2 separate regions of the Homo sapiens genome follow, and region 2 is linked to region 1. The links are chromatin contacts, found by Hi-C or POLR2A ChIA-PET in ENCODE. All regions are on one chromosome and are shown on one strand. The core of a region is the stretch at or near the end of the contact, and the rest is flanking DNA. Distances in the headings are between cores, read along the strand shown. Region 1 has its middle 26 kb from the start of MIR4425. Region 2 holds the start of LINC02793 (long intergenic non-protein coding RNA 2793).

What was found. Hi-C counts contacts between places; a loop is a spot of excess contacts on that map. ChIA-PET counts read pairs that join two places held with the same protein, here RNA polymerase II (POLR2A). Pooled maps may share reads with other maps.
Region 2: a map of PC-9 shows a loop between it and region 1 (13-fold over the local background). The contact joins the promoter of LINC02793 here to the enhancer-like site in region 1. A Hi-C loop is called at or near these places in 16 of 168 maps with a recorded cell type or tissue (B cell, CD14-positive monocyte, CD4-positive, alpha-beta T cell and 11 more), 3 of 37 single-sample maps with no recorded cell type and 13 of 50 pooled maps. POLR2A ChIA-PET finds 5 or more read pairs at or near these places in 15 of 52 experiments (CD4-positive, alpha-beta memory T cell, CD8-positive, alpha-beta T cell, CD8-positive, alpha-beta memory T cell and 10 more).

Annotation. Positions count from the first base shown.
Region 1 is chr1:24,996,078-24,999,349 of GRCh38, reverse strand. No RefSeq gene overlaps it. Among named protein-coding and RNA genes, the nearest start is that of MIR4425, 26 kb to the left of the region's middle. RefSeq lists an enhancer at 1,397-1,626. Within about 2 kb of position 1,614, at least 4 of the 41 ENCODE cell types and tissues checked have a DNase peak (open chromatin) inside an H3K27ac peak, as active enhancers do; they include CD8-positive, alpha-beta T cell and natural killer cell, where a contact is called at or near this core.
Region 2 is chr1:25,039,745-25,042,929 of GRCh38, reverse strand. It overlaps LINC02793 (long intergenic non-protein coding RNA 2793), which reads right to left and starts at 1,763. Exons shown (of 3, transcript XR_947090.3): 1 at 1,552-1,763.

The DNA.
Region 1 (3,272 bases), core at 365-2,864:
GTTTAGGACCAGACAATTTTTTGTTGTAGGAGGTTGCCCTGGGCACTGTTGGATGTTAGCAGCATTCCTGGCTACTACCCACCAGGTGCCATTGCACGCCCCGAGTTGTGACAACCGAAAATGTCTCCAGACATTGACAAATGTTCCCCTAAGAGACAAAATCACCTAGGGTTGAGAACCATTGCCCTGAAGGAAGCTGAGGCTGAGAGATGAAGACACTTGCCCAAGGCCACACAGATGTAAATATCAAGGCTGGGACTGCTGGACTTCCCACGGAGCCAGGTGGCTGCTCCCGGCGTGGGCAGTCAGGGCATCCAGACAGCAACCCTCGCTCTGCCTCCGATGCACCATGTATCCTAGGCAAGCCATGCTCCGACTCTAGGCCCCAATTTCTTCATCTCTACAGCGTGAGCTTAGATTTGACAAACTCTGAGGCCCCTTGTGTTTCACTGTTCTGCCTTCCCAGGGACTAGGGCAGGGTCAGCCCAGCTGGTATGGGTGGGGAGGTAGGGTGTGGCACAGACCAGAGGCAGGGAAGTTAGAGGGCTGGGCAGGGGGAAGGGAGGGTGCTGGGCTGCAAGTGCCACCATCACGTCTGCCCACAGGGCACACCTTGTCTGAGCACAGGCAGGTTCTGAGCTGCCCACAGTGGGTCCCTTCAAAGGAGCAACAGAAAGGGGCTGAGCAGAGGGAATAAGAATACAGGGGATGGCGTGGCGACACCGCCCTCCAGGAAGCCTCAGCCTGTCTCTGTGGCCATCCCCATCTCTCCTTCCTTTGACCCTTGTCTGCAGGTCTTTGCACTTAATGAATGCTCAAGAAATAGTTTTTTGAGGCCGGGCGCGGTGGCTCACGCCTGTAATCCCAGCACTGTGGAAGGCTGAGGCGGGTGGATCATGAGGTCAGGAGATCGAGACCATCCTGGCTAACAAGGTGAAACCCCGTCTCTACTAAAAATACAAAAAATTAGCCGGGCGCAGTGGCGGGCGCCTGTAGTCCCAGCTACTCGGGAGGCTGAGGCAGGAGAATGGCGTGAACCTGGGAAGCGGAGCTTGCAGTGAGCCGAGATTGCGCCACTGCAGTCCGCAGTCCGGCCTGGGCGACAGAGCGAGACTCCGTCTCAAAAAAAAAAAAAAAAAAAAAAAAAAGAAATAGTTTTTTGAATAAATGAATGAATGAATGAATGTCCACCCAGATCCCGCCACAGCTGTGCAGAAACCAAGCTCTCAGACACTCTTGACTCTCCCAGGCCTGTAGTTGAACCATCACCCCCACCTCTGCTCCTGCCTCCCCACAGCCCTTCCTCCTCTCAAGCCCCTGCTGGGCCTGGCACATCGGCCATGCCAGGGCTGCCGTAGGGGAGGGGATATTCCCCCTAATGCAGGGTCAGTATCTCTAGTATCTCTCCCCTCGGCAGAGAGCAGCTGGCACCTAAGCTGGGGGATGCCTGGCAAGGCCTGCCTGGCTCCTGTGGGGAGACTCGGAGCCCCCAAGCTCCCTCCTCTCCCGCCCCCCACACTGTGGTTTGCTCACAGAGGAAGCAGCAGCTGGGCCCGAACACAAGGCCTAGAGACGTGCTTGCTGGGGCCGTGTGGAAAGTTACAGCCGCCACCACTGAGGTCTTTGAAGACCAAACTGTTTGTGTTCCCCACAGCTATTTGTGGCCACCGCGCCCACCCCCTACCTCCCGCTCTGACTTAGAGCTGGAGACTGAGCAGAGTTCAGAGGGCTGCGGCCATCCCTCCGCCAACCCGGAACCCAGCCAGGCCATAACCCAGCCCACCAAGCCGGCCTACCCCAACAGACAAGCCAACCAACCCAATCTGTCTAAGCCAGTCCAGTTCTAGAAACCCAAGTGACCTATCTCATCCCACTAGCTCTACCCAACTAACCCTGCCCAAGCCAACCCAAATCAGTCACCCAAGCAACAAACCCAACCCAAGGAATGGGCTCAACCCATCTAACCAAACCTAACCGCCCACCCCAACCCAAGGAGCCCTGCCCCACTACCTATCCAGCCTAATCAACTGATTAGCCCAACTCAACTGAACCAGCCCAATTGGCCAATCCAACTCAACTCAGCAGCCTAACACAACTAACTTGCTGAATGCAACTAACCAGACAACTCCAGTTAAACCAGCCCAAACCAACCCAACTGAACTAACCCAAACAAAGCCAACCCCAAAACCCAGTTCAACTAGGCCAAACCAACTCAATTTACCCAGCTCAAACCAACCTGGCTCTCTCAGTCCAAATAACCCAACCCAATTCAACCACACAGGTCATTTCACCTAACCAGGACAACCCAACTAATCCAGCCCCACTCTACTAACAAGCCCAATCTAACTAGCTCAGTTTAATCCAGTTGAACCCAGATAACTCTGCCTAACCATCCTGGGTGGTTGGGCCTAACTCAACTTAAATCCACCACATTTAAGATAAATCCTCCTAATCCAGCTCACTCCTTTTAACCCAACCCAGTCCCAAACAAACTACCCCCGCTCTCCCTACAAAGGGCACCCCAGCAGGTTCCAACACCCATACTATTGTTGTGCTGCTACCTTTCTTTATTAAAGAGCCCCTGGGGAAAGATGGGGACAACTCTGCCCCTGCCCTCAGGGACCCCACAGTCTCTCAGAGTTTGGGAGAGGACGCCAGCCTCCATGGAGCAAACCCTCCCTTGTGGGGGTCACCTGGAATCTGAGCCAGGCCTGCAGCGGGAGTGGCTGTAGCCAGTGCTGTGGGAGCTCTAAAGGGGGCACACCTGGTCCCATGGCTGACATGACACGTGTGCGGGTCTTGAAGCATTATTTTGACCAAGGGAAAAGGATGGGAAAGCACTGTAGGCAGAGGGAAGGACAGGTACTGGGCCTGCAGGTGGGGAAGCCCTGGGCCCACTTGACAACAGGAACAGTGTGCTGGGGCTGGAAGCTGGAGGCCCAGGAAGGACCACTAGGAGGAGGCTGGGGGGCCTCGAATGTTACCTGAAGGACTGGATCTCCGTGTCTTGGGCACCGGGGAACCAGGAATTTTGCTGAGCAGGGCAGGAGCTGATCAGACATGTGCTTTTGATGGCTCATCTTAAAGGAGAGAGTGGAACAGGGGAGAGAAGGGCCAGCCTGGGCCAGGAGGCCAGGCAGCAGGTGAGACACAGGAGGAGGGCCAAGAAGGGAGGAGCAGCATGGAGGGGGGAAGATGGGGGGAGCAGAGAGACAGAGAGGAGGGAATGTGAGAATATCAGCCTGGAAGGGCCTTTCTACCCTTCCTAGCTC
Region 2 (3,185 bases), core at 514-3,013, 43 kb before region 1:
GCCTGGGGGCCATGAACAAGCCTGGGAGCAAGAGGCAGACAGGCCAGGGAGGGCTGCCATCTGCCTTCAGAGAAAAGCAACCCACCCCAGGTCCTCCTCTCTGCTGAGAGGACAAAGAGACGATAGGATGACCAGCTGTAGAGAGGAGCTAGCCTCTCTGCTGAGAGCCGCAGAGACAACAGAATAACCTGCCTGCAGAGAGAAGCCACCCCCTCTAGGGCCTCCTCTCTGCGGAGAGCTGCAGACAACAGGATGGCCAGCAGCAGAGAGAAGCAACCCTCTCTGCTGATAGCTGAACACTTGTCAGGACAACTAGCTGCAGAGAGGAGCTACCCTCTCTGCTGAGACCTCAACACTTGTTGGAACCTGCCTGCAGGAACTACACGCTCTGCTAGGAGCTGAACACTCATCGAGACACTCTGGCTGCAGAAAGGAGCTACCCATGGCAGGTCTCCTCTGAGCTGCGCTATTGCTCAGTAAAGCTCCTCTTCCTTTTGCTCACCCTCCACTTGTCTGCATACTTCATTATTCTGGATTGCAGGACAAGAACTCAGGACCTGATGAATGGCAAGGCTAAAGAGCTGTAACACAAACAGGGCTGAGATATGTCCCTTGCTCGCCATGCCACAGGCAAAGAGGAGAGAGGAGCTGCAGCCCTTCAGGGAGCTCAGGCCTGGGTGCTCCCTGAGCCAGACCTATGACTCCCTCCTTGGGTCCCTGTGGTTCCTGGCATCTCCAAGCTTCCAGGTGCCACTATGTTCCCAGTGCCAGCTGTGGATGCTGCTTGCAATGCACCTGGTCCAACCACAGACTCACAGAAAGCTGGCACTGGTGCTGGCACCTGGAGCTGCCTGCCCCACTGCAGCAGCCACACAGAGGTTTCCGGCCAGAAAAGTGACACCCCAAAGATCCCGTAGCACTAATACACCAACTCAAATTTGAAGAAGAATATTAAGAAAGCCTTGTCTTTTTAGAGACGATGGCTTATTATAAAGTGTAGTGATTCAAGGAGGATGTTCAAAAAATGGAAGAGAGAACCTCTGAACGCACCCACTTATAAATGGGCACTTCGAACGTGGAAGACGTCAGCATTTACAGAGCAACCTATTTAATAAAGAAATGGTGCTAGGCTAACTGGCTCTTCACACAGAAGAGATAAAATGCTATTCCTACCTCACACCAAACATAACGTACATTTCAGATGACCCAAAGCCCTGAATGGGAAAGAGCAAAATTTAAAATTTTTAGAAGAAAGTAATTATTCATGACATTGGGGGTACAGAAGTCTTAAAACAAAAACAAAAACAAACTAGATACAAAATTGAAATAATAAAATAAAAAATTAATAGTTAAGACTACATCTGTATTGAGCATATACTATGTATCAAGCATGATCTGCTCCACACTGCCACCAGAGCCACACATCTGACCACACCTGTGCCTGATTGAAGCCTTCTGAGCAGGGTGGTGCCCAGCCCACCAGGGGCAATGCAGGCCTACTTCTAGAGCAAAGGTTCCCACCCTCTCCTGAAGGCATCACACCCCACACACCTTCATTGCTTTCCGGCATTCCTTAAATACAACACCCTCTTTCGTGTCTCTAAGCCTTTGCACCTGCTCTTCCTTCTGCCTGGAGTGCATTCTCTTATTCACCACCTGGACAACTCCAGTGCATCCTTAAACGCCCAGCTCAGGTATCATGTCCCCAGGAAAGCATGCTGGCTTGCTGCGGGACTACTGCCTGCAGGACAACAGGCAATGTTGCAGTTCTCTCATCTCCACAAGCACTTACCTGGTGCTGTTCATTATGAAGTCTTTGCTGCTGCTTCCATTATGAGGGAGGTCCCTGGGGGTGAGGTGGGATGATGCATAACGTGATAGTTGAGTGTTGGCTCTGGAGACAGACAGTCCTGGGGAGAAATTCCAGATCTGCCATATTCTTGACAATGACCTTAAGCTTTCTGAGCATTTGTTTCTGTAGAGTGGGGCAGCAGGCCCACCTCCCAGGGGTGTTGTGAAGGTGAGATGAGATGACATGCGATGTGTTCATACCTGAGTTTGGGCTGATCTGAAAGCAGACCCTGCAACTCACACTAGGATGTGAGTTGCAGGTAGTTCATTTATGATCCCAAGGAGTACCTGTAAGGGGGTGGGGAAGAAACCAGGGAGGAATATGCATTAGCCAGCAAGTTATAGCTGTGGGCAACCGGGGCTCCATCCCACTGGGGACCCTGGGAAGACAGCGTAGAACACACCTGAGTGACCCCAGCTGAGCGGGGAGGGAGCTGAGTGTGTATTCCTCGGCTCTGTTCCAACATTGCTTGAGGGTCACTCCTAGGTGTGTGCTAACTCCCAGGACTCTGGCTTGCCCCCAACCACTGACCAGAGAACATTGTTGTGGGGCAGGGGGAGTTGCAGGTGCTGTGGTTGGAAGCTTTCCCATGGGCATGAGCCACAGGAATAACCAAGGCACGCGGGCGGCACTGCCATCTGCTGCAACCACGCATGCACCTGTGCGCAGTCACCAGAAGTTGCCCATTTGTTTTCTCATTTGTTTCCACAACCATCCTGGGAAAGGCATTCTGCCCATTTACAGATCAGGAGACTGAGGTCCAGAGAGGTTACCTAAGAAGACATTTGTTGAATAAATGAATCAATGAACAAGTGAACGCACAGACCTCTCTGAAGTGGTGAATTAAGTCAATCTGAGAAGATGAGAATCCAAGAGTCCCGATTCCCAGCTGAGGCTTGCATTCTCTCCCCTCATGCCCAGCTATCTCTGCACAGTGCTCTGCCGTCTCGAATCCCTTTCCACTCAGTAATCACTGAGCCAGTGGTGACTCCATGTTCAGGCTCAGGGGGGAAGCCCACTGGTGTAGGAGATTTGAGTTCTGGTCCTGGCTGTGTCTTCATCTGCGCTATGATGTTGGGTATGTCCTGGCCCCACTCTGGGCTCAGTTTTTCCATCTGTTAAATGGGAATGGGTGGATGTTAGATCAGCTAAGTCCCCCAGGCTGTTGGAACAGTGGGGAGGCTTTGGGTTGGGTTGCCCAGACTTGCCAGGTCTGGCATGGGAGATGGAGGGAACTGATGTGTCCCCTCTGCCCAGCATCCTGCTTGACAGGGCTGGCAGCTCAGTGGTTACAGCATCTCCTGATTTGGCCACACCTGGCTCTGAGGTCAGA